3 separate regions of the Homo sapiens genome follow, and all the other regions are linked to region 1. Evidence: chromatin contacts called from ENCODE Hi-C or POLR2A ChIA-PET data. All regions are on one chromosome and are shown on one strand. Each heading gives the region's core, a stretch centred on a gene start or an enhancer-like site at or near the end of the contact. The rest is flanking DNA. Distances are from core to core; before and after follow the strand shown. Region 1 has its middle 57 kb from the start of MIR1343. Region 2 overlaps SLC1A2 (solute carrier family 1 member 2). Region 3 overlaps SLC1A2 (solute carrier family 1 member 2).

The links. A loop is a pair of places that touch in the nucleus more often than their neighbours do. ChIA-PET counts read pairs that join two places held with the same protein, here RNA polymerase II (POLR2A). Pooled maps may share reads with other maps.
Region 2: a loop to region 1 is called in a pooled map, with 2.1 times the contacts of the local background. The contact joins two enhancer-like sites. A Hi-C loop is called at or near these places in 1 of 168 maps with a recorded cell type or tissue (IMR-90) and 3 of 50 pooled maps. POLR2A ChIA-PET finds 5 or more read pairs at or near these places in 2 of 52 experiments (MCF 10A and activated naive CD4-positive, alpha-beta T cell).
Region 3: a pooled map shows a loop between it and region 1 (2.6-fold over the local background). The contact joins two enhancer-like sites. A Hi-C loop is called at or near these places in 4 of 168 maps with a recorded cell type or tissue (Jurkat, heart right ventricle and psoas muscle), 2 of 37 single-sample maps with no recorded cell type and 7 of 50 pooled maps.

What each region holds. Positions count from the first base shown.
Region 1 is chr11:34,996,488-35,001,518 of GRCh38, reverse strand. No RefSeq gene overlaps it. Among named protein-coding and RNA genes, the nearest start is that of MIR1343, 57 kb to the right of the region's middle. Within about 2 kb of position 3,223, at least 4 of the 41 ENCODE cell types and tissues checked have a DNase peak (open chromatin) inside an H3K27ac peak, as active enhancers do.
Region 2 is chr11:35,361,433-35,366,463 of GRCh38, reverse strand. All of the region lies in intron 1 of SLC1A2 (solute carrier family 1 member 2), which reads left to right. Among named protein-coding and RNA genes, the nearest start is that of SLC1A2-AS2, 55 kb to the left of the region's middle. Within about 2 kb of position 3,148, at least 19 of the 41 ENCODE cell types and tissues checked have a DNase peak (open chromatin) inside an H3K27ac peak, as active enhancers do.
Region 3 is chr11:35,255,260-35,260,290 of GRCh38, reverse strand. SLC1A2 (solute carrier family 1 member 2) reads left to right here. Exons shown (of 11, transcript NM_004171.4): 11 at 1-5,031. Among named protein-coding and RNA genes, the nearest start is that of SLC1A2-AS1, 24 kb to the left of the region's middle. Within about 2 kb of position 2,835, at least 5 of the 41 ENCODE cell types and tissues checked have a DNase peak (open chromatin) inside an H3K27ac peak, as active enhancers do.

The sequences.
Region 1 (5,031 bases), core at 1,974-4,473:
AACTTGATTTTTAGCATTAAAAATACTGAATGTTAAAAATAATATTTGATTTTCACTCACTCCTATAGTTTTGCAAGTTAGCTCGAGAGTCCAAAGATGCTTATGATTCTCTGAAAATAAATTTAACAGATGATCCCCTTGAGAACAAAACAATGAGCGTCAAGATATGTAAAGATGCATTTGCACACACAGGACACCTTCAAAAAAAGCAGGGGCCAGGGAAGAGGTAGGAGAGTTGAAGAATTAAAATACATTTTGATTAGACAACGGTAAGTGTCTATTCCTCATCTTTCTTTAGGACGGATGACTTAACAAAGAATATTTTCTTTGCGAATAGTAGGGTGTAAATAAAACTTTCTCTGTACAACTAACATGCCATATGAGTAATTTTCCTTCCAACTAAAAGTTTCTAGGCTTTGTGGGAATTAGTTATTGTTGTGATATGTACACACAGGTATTGAGCCAAGGTCCTGGAAAAATGAACTGATGAATTTATGTATTTGGGTGTTAAATATTTGATTACTGAAATTAGGGAAACCAGACAAAAAGTGGGGTGGGTTATACTCAGTAATGCAAAAAGCTGGTTCAAATGTCACCTAGTCAATGAAGCCATCTTCTCAACTATGCACATGCTTTGATTATAGAATCTGCTGAATTATGTTTGGGCATGTAAATATCACTTACCTATAGTTTAAATTGATTGAGGGTAAAGGCTGTTAGCTATGCACAGCAGATATTCACAACTGTTGAATGCATAATATATTTCAACATTTTACTTTTGCTTTACATTTTAGTAAATGTCTCACCCAGCAAATCAGGTAATTTACTTAAAACAGTGACAGTATTTTCAAAATAATATCTCTAGCTTAGATAGATTTCTACCCACAAAACAGTTCTAATATAGACTGCTATACCTTACTAAGCTATCCTATCATCTGGTATTATTCCCAATTATAAGATTACATTTTATTTCCCAGCCTCAGGTTGGGCTTTGTGCTAGTTATTAATTTACTGTTTCTCAGCTTCAAAATGGTGGACATCCAGTGGTGCTTTGACCCTGCCTTTTGCCCAGAATAGCAGCCCCAGCTTGGCCTTATCAATACCTTTGCATGGTCTTCTCAACAGACACCACATACCCCAGGCCGCAGTGGTACCCTGACCCTCAGCGTGCCAGCTGAGGCTTACGTGTGCCCTGGATGGTTGCTTCCCCTTCACTGGACAACTATGAACAGACCCAACCTGGCGACCCAATGAACTTCTCCACCATAAACTACTGAACCCTAACTGATTAGACCATGACTGATACAGTAATCAATATAGAAGCCTGAGGCCTCAGAAATGAAAACTAAGGTAACCACTTTTGGTCTTAACTGGGACAAGAATCAACCTATTTATTGAAAGTAGCAGCTTCTAGGTCATTTTTTTTTTATACCTAGAGGCACTAAGCCCCATCAGCTTCTATTTTTCTACTTAGAGGTACAAGTGATGACACTTAACATTAGTTACTTCAGGTTAAGAGCTGTCCATAATGAAAAAACAACAACAAAAAATCCCTCAGTACTTTCTGCACACTAGAAAGGCACAAAGAGAGCCACTACAGAGAAAATATGAATTAATTTTAAAAGTGGTTAGGTCGTAAACACATTAGCTTTAATACAGAAGAACAGGAACTCAGGAACTTCAGTTACCATAGGTGGAAAATACTCTTTGCATACAGAACTTTCAGCCGCAGCAGCACAACTTAGAAGGTGTATATTGCAATGCAGTGAGCTTGAGCTTTGGTGCTGCACAGATCTTGGTTCAAATCCCAGTTGTCGTACTTTTGAGCTTTGGCCAATTTACATAATCTCTGAATTTGTATGTGTAATCTCTGAGATTCTATGCGGGAGGTAAATGTTACATCATCCATGATGATTGATAAGTAGCATACACTTCCTGCCTATAACTGAAGAAATTAAAAAAGATAAGCAACCAGTACAGTGATTAATTTTCCCCCTTGCTTCCTCATTTTATAGGTAAGAATACTGAGGCACAGAAATAAGGTTTTGCCAAGAGCGCAGTAACTTCTAAAGCTGAAACTAGCCTTAAAAGTCTTGATTTTAAGAGTATGCAAACTTGGGAAACAAAGTTACATACAATCACCAGTAGTTCCACTGGGAAGAATAACTTAAGTTATGGTATTAAGTACCATCTTATAAGTTCCTGATATACCATTCCCCATCAGACTGATGAGCTACTAAGTGCAATTTATGAGATTAAAAATTTAAATTTAACATCTTACATTTCCATAATACTTTATGCTTTATAAAGTGATATAATCAATGTTATTCCACTTGATCACAAGAGTCTTATATTTAAAAGGCTCATCTTTTAGTAATAGGAGTAACAGAATTTCATAAACTAAGAAATTTTAAAATATACATTTTAGGTATTAAAAAAAGCAAATCATGACTAATTAATGATTTTGCTAAAAGTTTCTCAACTTTTAATGAAAACCCATTTTCCTTAATGGTATGTATCATACAACAGAGGTTAAACTGAGAGATTCACAAAACATTCATTTTCCCAGGAAGAAAGCTGCTTGGACTTGTTGCAAAAAAAGCAAAGATACGGATAAAATGTGAAAATAGAATTTATATGATCAAAGAAACAAAAGACTGCTATTGAGAGGCTAATAATTTTTCAAAATACATCTGTAAACCTTACAGTTTCAATTAAATGGTGTTTCAATATTACAAGTCTAGACAAACCATATCCTCCCTCCAACCCTGTTTGCCCCCCATCTCCTGAAACCAATGGAGACACACACACATTTTTGTAATATAAAACTATGTAAAAGGATTTTATAGAAAGACTATTGCCTTTTCCATTCACAAAAAGTTTAAATGTCTACTGAAATACACTATTTGCTGTACATAACTTACTGGAATCTTATTCGTTTTCATATTGGTGAACGTGAGCCATGGAGGACTAGTGTTTTGGATGGGAAATTCTATCACTGTTCCTGCATTATCTGACTGAATACATCTACCCCATATATTCATAAGACACCTCATAGCATGGTAACATGCCAACTTTTACCCATTTCCTCCTTCTTTAAAGACACTGACCTAGTGCAGATCCTAATCAACTTATACTTTCATTATGGCAAAATCTTCCAGTTCTTTTCTGATGACTGCTATCCTCTCCCTGTTTTGACCTACTGACTTGCACATTATGGCCAGACTGATAAAAGTAAATCTGCACTGTTACTTCCTTCTTCAAAAATCAGTAAAAGTTTCCCACTAATAGCATCCCATTTAAATTAATGGTTAATTCTTACCGGCCATACACTTGATTCTTTCACTTCTTCACTTCACCTGAGACAAAGTCCATCATAATGCAGTATGTGCGGGACACGTTTTCCTTGAAAACTAAGATTTAAGTGCCAATTTAACTTTTCTCCCACACTTTCACTACAATATATTAACTTACAGCACCACCTATCTTTCAATAAAAGCTTAACCAAGAACTAGATTTACATTTAGCATAATGCCCTTAGGCTGGCTGATACAATTTAGTGTAAAATTAAGTCCAAAGTGCAAAATATTTTTTAAAAATCTAAAAATAAAAGTTTCATTCGACATTATATAAAATACCCATTAAGAGTATATATAAAGTTCTCAGTAATGTTTAAAACCAAGGACTCTGGCCAGTCGTATACCAATGACTTAAATTTAGCACAAAATAGTGAATGTAACTAAAAATTGCAATCAGCGAGCAGAGCCAGTTTGACTTATAAATTCTAATATTCATTGATATTTTCACATCCAAGTGTTAACTGGAATGTGTGTTGCCTTTTCCTTAGAAGTACTCCCAATATTTTGGTCATTTTTTCTGTTCAAACAAGAAACAAAAATGAAGAGGCAGAAATTTTTTTTATATCCTCTCAGTGTGATACCTATCTATTTTAAATAAATTAGTAGTATAATGTGGAAGGGGCCTGGTAGTGTAGCACACAGTTCAAACCAAGTATACCATACTCCTTTCTCAGTGTTATTCTTTGATCTCAAACTACAACAAAATTCTTTTTAGAAATGAAAACTTCCTTAATCTAAACCACCTCATCAGTATAGAAATACCAGAGACAATATTTTTGGTCAGAATGAACAAGCATTTGTACCAGAAGCTGAGAAGTCAAACCATGAGAGGCAGGTGATTATATGAAAAGCCTGGTTGTGAGGTCCATGAATTAAAACATCTTAAATTTATACAGCGATTTCCCTTGTACAGTTCAACTCTCTAAGGCAGGCTGAGTAAATATTAATGCCCATTTCACCTATAGGGAAACAGATGCACTACTGCTTATGTACGTCAGTTCATGAAAAGCAGAACTCTGAGTCAGGCTTATTTATGGCTGCCTCATCATGTTCTGTTCCTCAGATATAAAAATTAAAATGAACAAACAAACAACAACCACAACAAAAACAACGGCCTAGCACAGTAGCTCATGCCTGTGTAATCCCAGCACTTTGCGAGGCCAAGGTGGGTCGACTACTTGAGCCCAGGAGTTTGGGACCAGCCTGAGCAACATGGCAAGACCCTGTCTCTAAAAAAAAAAAATAGAAAAATTAGCCAGGCATGATGGTGCATGCCTTTAGTCCTTAGCTACTCGGGAGGCTGAGGGAGGAGGATCACTTGAGCCTAGGAGGTCGAGGTTGCAGTGATCTGTGATCCCAGCACTGCACTACAGCCTGGGCCACAGAGCAAGACCCCATCTCAAGAAAAAGTAGTAATAATAATAATAATTTCGATTAAAACTGACCTTGGAAATAATGTAACATAAAAATTATTTTGAAAATAGCCTTTGGTTATAATTTTCAGTGTAACTGTTAATATGACAAAAGTTTTGAAGACTATTTTTTTTAAATGGCTTGTTAAACTGAGTTGGATAGTTGGATTAAGCATTTTCTTAACAATTAATACACCAGGGTGCTAATTATTTTAGAAGGCTCTTCTGTTAGGGTTTATAATTCATCATGTCATACCATA
Region 2 (5,031 bases), core at 1,899-4,398, 370 kb before region 1:
AACCTTCCAGACATGGGTTGAAGGCTACTCCTGAGGAGTTTTAATTTCCTAGCACTTCCAGCCCGTGTGTACACACAGAGAGTAGCCTTCTAGCTTCCGAGAAAGCACTCAGACAAAGAGATAGATGCTAGCAGTTACAAGTTGGCTGGAGTGCATTAGAGGGACAGAGAGGAGGGACGTGAGTGGGGCACTGAGAGCATCTGAGACATGCTCACATTTCTTTATCCAAAGGAATTCACGTGGCAAAGGACGTCTTCAGGGATAGAGAAGTGTAATCCTCCCACAGAGGTGCAGCAATACTTGAGAACCAAAACAGGCCCTGAACCCTGATTCATAAGTATAATAAACTCTAGTTGACACAGTACATGTAATAGATGGTTAACTGAGAGCTACCATCCAGACCAGGGTGTTTTGACCTCAGCACTATTGACATTTGGGGCTGGCTAATTCTTTGCCGTGGAGGACTGTTTTATGCATTATAGCATGTTTAGCAGCATTCCTGTCCTCTACCCACTTGGTGCCCATAGCCTCCCTCCCCTCACCTCATAATTGTGACAACCAAACATGTCTCCAGGTGTTGCCACGTGTTCCTAGGGGAAAAGTCACCCCTGTAGAGAGCCACTGATGTAGACCATATATGCATTGCTAATTCCCAAGGAACTGAAATAAATTGTGGATGCCTCGATGGAGGTGTGCACAGCCTGATGGGAGAGACAGACAGACAGACATATAAACTGTAATGGCCAGTCCACCCTGGGTAACAACAATTTGAATTATGTAAAGAAAACAGAAATAGTTCAGGAGTGGTAAACATCACTTTTGTTGCAGGCTGGGGATGGTCAGGGAAGTCTGCAGAGACAGAGACAGCAGAGCGGGGTTTTAAAGGATGAAGAGGAGTTTTTCGGATGAGTGATCCCACATGTAGAAGTTAATGTTTCTGCTTGAAAATGGCATGTGTTACTTTGGTTCTGTGTTGGTTTGGGTTCCTAGGAGCAGATTTTACGACAAGGATTCAAACTCACACCGTTTATGATCTTTGGTGATTGTGGAGACTTGGGAATGCTACACTGAGACTGATGCTGGAAATGCTGACCTCAGAGCCAGGCTGATGGCAGGGCTGTAGTTACACCAGCTTTACCATATCATTGATCATGTGTAAGGAGCAATGTCAAGGGCTTTGGAGGCACTTAGAGGAGTTGCCCAAATGGCATGGATACAACCCAGCCCCAGAGGGACCAGAAGCACCTTTGCTGTATTATTTTAGTCAAGGGAGAAAGCCAGCTTATTCCTCGGCCTCCTCAGTATCATCTCCTGACCCATCCACTTTGATGTTTGTCCCATGTGTTGTGCAAACAAAACTGGATGTGGATTTGTCACTTAACATCTCTCTGCCTCAGTTTCTTGACCTGTTAAACAGAGATCATAAGGTTTTCTCTCTTGCTAGTTTCACAGTCTTACTCTAAAACGCATTGGCTGTGCGTTCAGATGAACCTGCCCTGCTCTGCCATCCACCAGGTATGGACTTCTTTTTCTCCATTTTCTCATCTGTAATATGGGCTTAATACCCACCTCACAGGGTTGTCTTGAGGACTGAATTGTGTGATGTCTATAAGCCCTCAGCCCTGCACCTGGCACACACAGTAAGAGAATAAATGACCATAAATATTAAGAAATAGGTTGAGTGTGCATAATGATAGCTAACTTGTATTGAGTGCAGGTGATGTTCCAGGCACCATCATGGGGGTGTGTATGTATTAACCTATGACTACAATAGGTATCCTGATTATCTCCATTTTACATATGAAGAAACTAAGGCTCAGGGAAATCTGATCACTTACCTAATGTGTGTAGTTAGTGAGTGGTATTCAAACTTCAGCAGACTGTTGAGCAAGTAATTGCTTTGCTGGATTGTTTAGTGCTTGGCATTTTACCATAGCTCTTTGAAAAGAAAATCAAGTCTTTAGGTAGATAGTTACATTCACCAAATGATTAGAGCCAGTGTAGCTACTACTGGGTAAATGAACTTTTCTTACTATTGACTGAGGCCCCTTTAGTACACTTACAGAATATTAATAAGAAAGTAGGTGAGAAGAAATGTATTTTTAATCACAGTATCTGAGCTGGCTTCTCAGTGTGAGTCTACATGGGTAGATGATGAATCACCCCAAACTGACCCTTTCCAGAAATGCCTTGTGAGGGCAGCACAAAGGAAAACTTTCCATTGCTTAACTCTCCCCACAGCCCCCACCCTCAGCTATTGAAATAAAATGCCAAGAGGCTGCTTGCCAGCTCCTGGACACCACCTCCAGAACAGCAGGGAGTGTCTTCTCTCCCTTTGTGGCAGGGACACATATGGTGTTCTTAGTGTCAGAGCAAGCAGACTCTGTTCCAAGAGCTGCTTTTCAATCCAGCCTCTGTGCATGGGATGGCAGCAATGGAAAACAGTGCAGGGTCCTGGGTCTGAGGGTCATCCTCTTTCTGCCGGTGCCCCTGCCACCTGCTAAGCTCTTGTCTTTGGTGGAACAGGAAATACCACTCAGTGCAGGTACAGACCTAGCCTGCCTTGTACACCTCCGTGTCCTGGTCCTTTGTAGATGCTTGAATGAGAACCAATCAGTGAGGAAAAGGTATGATGCCCCTCCTGTTCAAAACACCTATTGAGTACCAAGTACTACACCCAGATATCATTTTCTTCCTTCTTTCTTTGGCTCAGGTCCTAGCTCCAGACCTTGTCAGCCACGTGTCCTGGAGCAAGTTATTTTCTCTCTCTTTGCCTCATCAAGAAGATGGACATAATAATAATTCCGTGCAGAGAGTTGCTGGAAGAACTCAGTATAAAGCAACTGGCTGACAGAAAGTGCTCTAAGTGCTAGTTCCTCTGTCATTTTGAGACCAAGCCAGATGTGTTAGAGATGTCCCTGGGGGAACTTGTATCCTGGAATTTGACAGCCTGGAGAGATCTGAAGGCATTCTCTGGTCCTGTACCCCAAATGAGGTTTGAAACCCTCCAATGAGCTCCCTATTTTGTAAGTTACAAAACCTTTGGCAACCGAGAAGAGGCATCTGTAGCAACTTTAGCTGTGTCCCAAGCTCCAAGCCATCCGCCCTTCCTTCCCCACTACCAGGCAACAGCCTGCTGTCTGCCTCCTACTCAGACATCCACGGTCTGGAACAACCCCAAAATTGTCATCTGGGGCAGAATACACAACACCCAAAAGATGGTTTTGCTTTCTGAACCTCACCTGCAGCCACTCCTGGCTTCTCCACTTCCCATCCTTTATGACATTCATGCTGCACACCTCCCCTTCTCTAGAGAGACAGTAAGCCTCTCCAGTGAGAGGCAGGGTGTGCAATAGTAACATGCATTGGCTCAGGAGTCCGACTTTGAGGGTCTGCCGCTGACCTGCTTTGTGAACTTCAGCAAGTTGCTCAGTCTCTCTGTGCCTTCTTCTTGTCCCCAATAGGAATAATAGTAGTGCTACCTCATCAGGTTTTTGAAAGATTCAAACAAGCCAAATGTGAAGCATTTAGAATGTGGCTGGCACATAGTAAGTCTTCAGTGAAGATTAGCTAGTATCATTGTCCTAAAGTGATAAATGTCACCAAAAGGGGGAGTAGATGCTGCAACTAGAAGTTGGATGTAGTCAGGCTGCTAAGACATGAGACCTGAAAATCCAGTTTGCTGTGGATTTGCCATGGATTCCCATGGCGACTCTCAAAAGCAAAGTTGCTCAAAGGCCATTTAAGGCTCATAAAGTCAATGGTTGTTTTGCCTAAGAAATTTTTGTGGAATGAACAAATACAACATAGTAAGGATAATCATAATAGTTACCATATGTTGCATGCCACATTCCAGGCACTTTCACATGTATTGATGGAATTAATTTTCACTACAGTCCCGTGAATAGTTATTATTATTATCATCTGTTGTATGAATGAAGTATTTGAGGTTCACAGATGTTAGATAATCTGTCCAAGGCCACACAGCTCATGAGTGTTGAAAGTAGGATTGGAATCTCAGGTGGTGCTCCAAAAGATGTCCACTGCAGGCCACAGGATTCTTTATTTTAACATATTTATCTATGGCTGCTATTAGGAACCAACTGAAGAACAGTCCTCTCTCAGATGTTATATCTCCTGTGAAAATTTCAGATTGGGATTGAAATGGCCCAGGGAGGGGCCAGAGACAGCTATGAAAGAGCCACAGATATGGTGAGGAGTGTGTCTAGATGATCCAGACACCTGCGGGGATTGTGCAGAGCAGAGCTCTGCATCAGGCCACATGCAAAACATCTTGGGCATCTGCTGTCTGGGGTAGATGGTAGTTTGGAGAGTCCCCTGGCCCGATCTCCACCATTGCCTATACCAGGTGAGAACTGAAGCTCCATTCTCTGTGCTAACCTCTGGTCAGATTAATAATTCTATATAGCAGCCTGAATCCTACCAATATGATGACAAAAGTCTTTAATTATTTATTTATTTTTGAGACAGGGTCTCACTGTGTCTATCACCTAGGCTAGAGTGCAGTGGTGTGAACGTGGCTCACTGCAGCCTCAACCTCCCAGGCTCAAGTGATCCTCTACTTCAGCCCTTGGAGTAGCTGAGACTGCAGGCAGGCATCACCATGCCCAGTTAATTTTTGTATTTTTGTGGAAGACTTGGTTTTGCCATGTTGTCCAGGGTGGTCTTGAACTCCTAGGCTCAAGGAGTCCTCCTGCCTAGGCCTCCCAAAGTGCTGAGATTACAGGTGTGAGCCACCGTACCCAGCTGACAAAAGCCTTTATTCCTTTCTACCCTAAGACTAAATCCAACTCTGTGGCTTAGACTCAGAGTCCTCTGTGTTCTCACCCATTTGTCCCCTCTTCTTAACCTAAAGGATTGCCATGATATGGGAGATTTTGATGCCTGACAAGGGGTGGGGGAAGCAGAAAGGAGGAGCGAGTAACAAAGGCCTTCTCCAGAAGTGAGGGAGGCCAGCCTGGACACAGAGGGCCTGTGTGCTATGTTAGGGAGCTTGATCTTTATATAGAA
Region 3 (5,031 bases), core at 1,586-4,085, 260 kb before region 1:
ATGCTCTTAAAGGCAGTTGATTAAAGAACCTGTTACATCTCTGCCTTACCCTGTGTAATCTGTGAGAACAATGGTTGAAATTTCAAAGTATGTTTCATTATTCTTTCTAAATTTGATAATTGATTAGGAAGTATTTTATATATAACCACTGTAGATATTGACAAAAGTAAGAGAGCACAGTCAACATAAAGTTTAACCAGAGTTAAATATTCAAATTTATTTATGTTCGGTTTGCCTTCACCTGGTGTAGTAAAATCAAATGAGATTATTTGGTATGTGTTTTGCTTTGTTTAACCCAAAAGATTATTTTTTGGTTCCTAAAGAAAAAGATATTTTTAATCTGTCAATTATTTCAGTCATCATCTCATCGTCCTAGAAAGCCTGGTCATTTTACTGTCCTCACACATGGAAGACACTTGTGTTGGCTGTGCCTCTTTTAATGTCATCTCTTGATGAAACAAAAATACTGGTATTTATCCAATATGTTGAAAGCGTTTTGTTATCTTCTATCAAAGCACATAAAACCAGTTATAGGACACAGTTGGAAGCAGAGCCAGTCTTCCTCCTCAGTCTTCTCAGTAGAAAGGAACAGAAAACAAACATCTGTGCAAAACCCTATAAAAGTGATATTCCTATGGCAGAGTCCAGGCAGCCTTGAACAATGACATGGCAACAAAGGATGGCTCTGTACAACTTCACAGATGGAATCTTGTTTAAGGCTGTGAAGTTTTAAGGAATAAATAATATAATTGGTGTAGCACAGTGCCTTGCATGCAGTAGGCAGCCAACAAATCCTTAATGATTGGTAATGCAAGCTAAAATTTTTAATGTCTCTACTATCCTTTTTTATTGAATAACGCACAGTATTTTCCTAAGGTTGCTGGGTTTGGGAGTAAGCTTGGGACTTGAATCATTGAGAAATAAAGCACATTTGACTCTAAGAAGTATGTAGAACCTTGTTTATAGGTGAGAATAGGCTGTATTATATGAAACCAGCGGAGGGATGCTGAGACAGTCATGGTTTATAGAATCCAAATTCTCTGAGATGAGGGTGCTTATGGACCTCAAATAGCCTTTCTTATCTGCTCCTTGTGACTTCTCTCTTTTAAATCAGATACCTTTGAAACATACAAGAGACATGAGATTCCAGTTGTTTTTGTCTCCTAAACCCTAGTGATTTTTGGATAAGGATCACTACTGAACAGTATTAGGCAACTTTTCATTTTTGCTTTTCAAATGACATTGGTCTTTATTTCCAGTAGATGGGCAGTAAACAGGGTCAGGGTGGTCAAGGGATATGATTAAGTGTAGTAGTAGAAAATGCATTCTTTTTTTTTTTTTTTTTTTAGACAGAGTCTTGCTCTGTTGCTCAGGCTGGAGTACAGTGGCACGATCTCAGCTCACTGCACTGCAATGTCCACCTCTCTAGTTCAAGCGATTCTCCTGTCTCAGCCTCCCGAGTAGCTGGGACTACAGGCACATGCCACCATGCCTGGCTAATTTTTTGTATTTTTAGTACAGATGGGTTTCATTATGTTAGCCAGGATGGTCTCGATCTCCTGACCTCATGATCCACCCGCCATGGCCTCCCAAAGTGCTGGGATTACAGGCGTGAGCCACCGTGCCCGGCCAGAAAATACATTCTTTACAGCAAATGTTATAGGTTAAGGAGACAGTTCCTGGGTTTAGCTGTGAAACTGTTTAGGATTTTCTTTAAGTGGTGTTCCCAAGAGCTTTTTTCTGGTAAGTTGGAGGCTATAGGCAAAGCGTCTAGGAGCTTGTTGTTTTTTGCTATGGAAGGCCAGCTTTGGGATCTATATACATGGGCATGTTTCTCAATGGAGTGGTCACAGGATTCTCTTCTCAGAACTCTGCCTGAAACCTTTCCGGTGTGTTTTGTCTTCAACTTTTTCCTAGCTATCCTATTAGCCTGTAAATATGTCAGCAGACAATGTGTTTGGAAGAAACAAGGTGTACAACTTCACAAAGCAAGTTTTTTCTGGTCTGAGACTTACTGTGTGCAGGAAGTCTCGTGAGAATATACTTAGAAAATCACACTTATCTGGAAATTCAATAAGTCATATTAAAAATATACAATTTCTTGAACTCAGGACTAGCCTGAAAATCCAAAATGCATGTAGAGTTGACATGTTGACATATGTCTATGTCCTCTGTTTTTATTTAAGCCTCATTTATTTCTCCCTTGCCATGCCCATTTGGGATTTTCTTTGCCCAGCATATGTGCCATAAACAGAACAAATGGATCCAGGGTATACCTCTAATAACCTTTATCTAAATAGAATACATTTAACCTGTCAATTATATGTATAGATTTATCCTAATTGGTTCAACATATATATGAATGCTTGTAATAGTCTGTTACTATTTGATAATGCATAAATGTTATATTTATATACAGTTACAGCAGGCCAGAAACATACATACACTGCATCCTGTAAGGTCTGTAAATCAGGGCTTCGGCAATGCCATTTTGCTATAGACTCATTCATGTTTTTTAGGAATCAGAATCATTTCAGGAGAAAACCAACTAAGTAGACTTTAATTCTTCTCTTTCTCATTCTTGCCCTTTGAGAAACCCAAGTGGAATCATCACTTAATTACTTACTCAAATTCAATGAATCAAATCCAATCCAATCAGTGAGAAGAATAGCTTATCTTTCAAGGTAATACTTTACCTTAGATCTTTGAGGGCATGCTTCCCATACAAAGAGCATCAGAAAATCAGGGCAATCATCTAGATCTCACAGATCTTCAACATAGGACTCTAGGTTATGAGAGCTGAACCACATAGCTATCAGTTTCAGTTTTTACTTCCTATTGAGTGTGTAGAAACACAGCCTATGGTTTTGCTGTCTGCGGAAGTTACCATACCCTGTAAAAGACAAATATTTCTTTCTCCTCTCGAACCACTAGTCAGCCTGGATATTCATGAAAGCTGAAAGAAGGGGTGCCAAAATGCCTAGCTCCTGGATTTAGACTCATGGAATATGAGAAAGGCTTAGGGAAAATTCAAGTCATGGGGAGATTCCTGCTAGGTGATGCCAGGAATCTCAATGACCTGTTGATTAGAGGGTCTCTGGTCATTTCCACTTGTGTGTGGAGAAATACATCATTTGCATATGTATCTAGTCAAGAAGCCCTTTTGGAGCAAAGTGGTTGGGAAACTCATTTACTGGGTCCACCAAAGGAAACCCAATTCTGCCATGTTTTTGCAAATACTACACGTCCCTTTGCTCTCAATAGCAAAAGTGATGTTATAGTTTTTTTTACTTTTGTCAGAATCAAGGCTTCGGCCACCTGTGCAATATTTTCCCATGGAATGCAGCAGTAAATCCAAGTAGGTATATCCGTGCTCAGAGAGAATTCTCCATAGTTCTGACTCCTGAAAAACAAGTCTCATTAGCTCTCATCTAGTTTGATGACTAAAAGTGCACAGCAGTTATACCCCAGTGGAAGTGATTTTTCTCACCTAGCTGCTCTCTAACTCTTACGGCTATCTAGTTGTCTGAGCTGCTGGTTTGTTTTACTTATTCTCCAACTGAACTCATTCCAAACCAAGAAAAAGGACCAAATGAAATTTTCAGTTATTATCATACTTGCTCCTTGAATAAGAATGCTAGAGTCTGGAGGCAGAAGAAGACTAAGTTAAAAAAAAAACAGCCTGAAGGAATTCTGGAGTGAGTTTTGTAAGTCTAATTGTCAAAGAAGATAAATGGTCTCAGTATCTGTAGTAATTTCTGGTTAAGCCTAGAGGGATCACTGAGTGCCAATCCAAGCAGGTGGCACTAGAGGCAGATTGTTCTCCTAGCATAGAGTGAGTTTCCAGCTGCTCATGACACATTTTCTTATGATTTTCCCTAAAAGAAAACCAAATTTTCTACTCCACCTCTTCCTTTCCTATCATTCCACTTATTGTTGCTGCTTTGCTAACAGCCAGCTTAGTAAGCCATCACACAAGTTAGTGTGAGGCTTGGTTTTAAAATAGATAACAGAGAATCTTGATTAAATAGTATCCAACTTTGTAGCATAACACAGCTAATTCAGGCAATGACATAGAGATGATAAGAAACAACATGGTTTGGTAGAGGGAACATTTGATTTAGACTCTGCCCATTTTTAGCTGTATGACTTACATAAGTCATTTTGTGTCCAAGCCTCATTTTCTCCCATATGAAAAGTGAAGGGGTTGGATTAAATGACTAAAATCCCCTTCCAGCCCTATGAGCCCAATGTATTATGATCTCTGCTTTGTTTCCTTCTTAAGAGGCTTCCTACTATAAAATGTGACCTATTTACATTTTAAGTTGAAGTAGCCCACAATAATGAATAATCAATTTAGATTTTTCTCATCTCCTTTGGGAGAAATTAAATTCAAGCCTCTATTCATTTGATGTTTTACAACAAGCTTCAAAGTTGGCCATGTTCATTCACAGTTTGATATTTTGAGACACCAATAAAAGTTTTTTAATAAAAGTTCCCTTGACTTAAACTCACCTTCCTAATAGAAGTAGTGATTTGGCTCACGGAAAAATGTTTCCAGAGTCAACATGAGAGGACTGGATGAACCTACAGCCTCACTCAAGCTGTTGCATCATTGCTGCTGTAGCAACAGAGCCCTCTCTGAATACCCAAAACACACAATTTTCTCCAACAATTCTAATTGCCCACCCAGTATGGGAATTTGAGAGCCTTTGGTGAATAACCTTGATCACTCTTTTGAAATTTGGTACAACACTTGCACAATCACGGCAACTGTTTGTAAATATCTTTTCTTCTCCGCCAGTATGTAGACATGCACACCCATTCACAAGTAAGCCCGCAAATTCATTTTCACATTTTCCTCTTGGTTTGTTTTTATCATGGGTATCACATTGCAGGAAGAGATGCTCTAACTTACAAGAATGGAATTTTCTGACTATCATTGCCCTCTTCAAGGCCTGATTAGTTTGTAGGGTGGATGGGATACAATGCATGGTCTACAAGGTCCATGTCACCAGCCATGATCTTTAA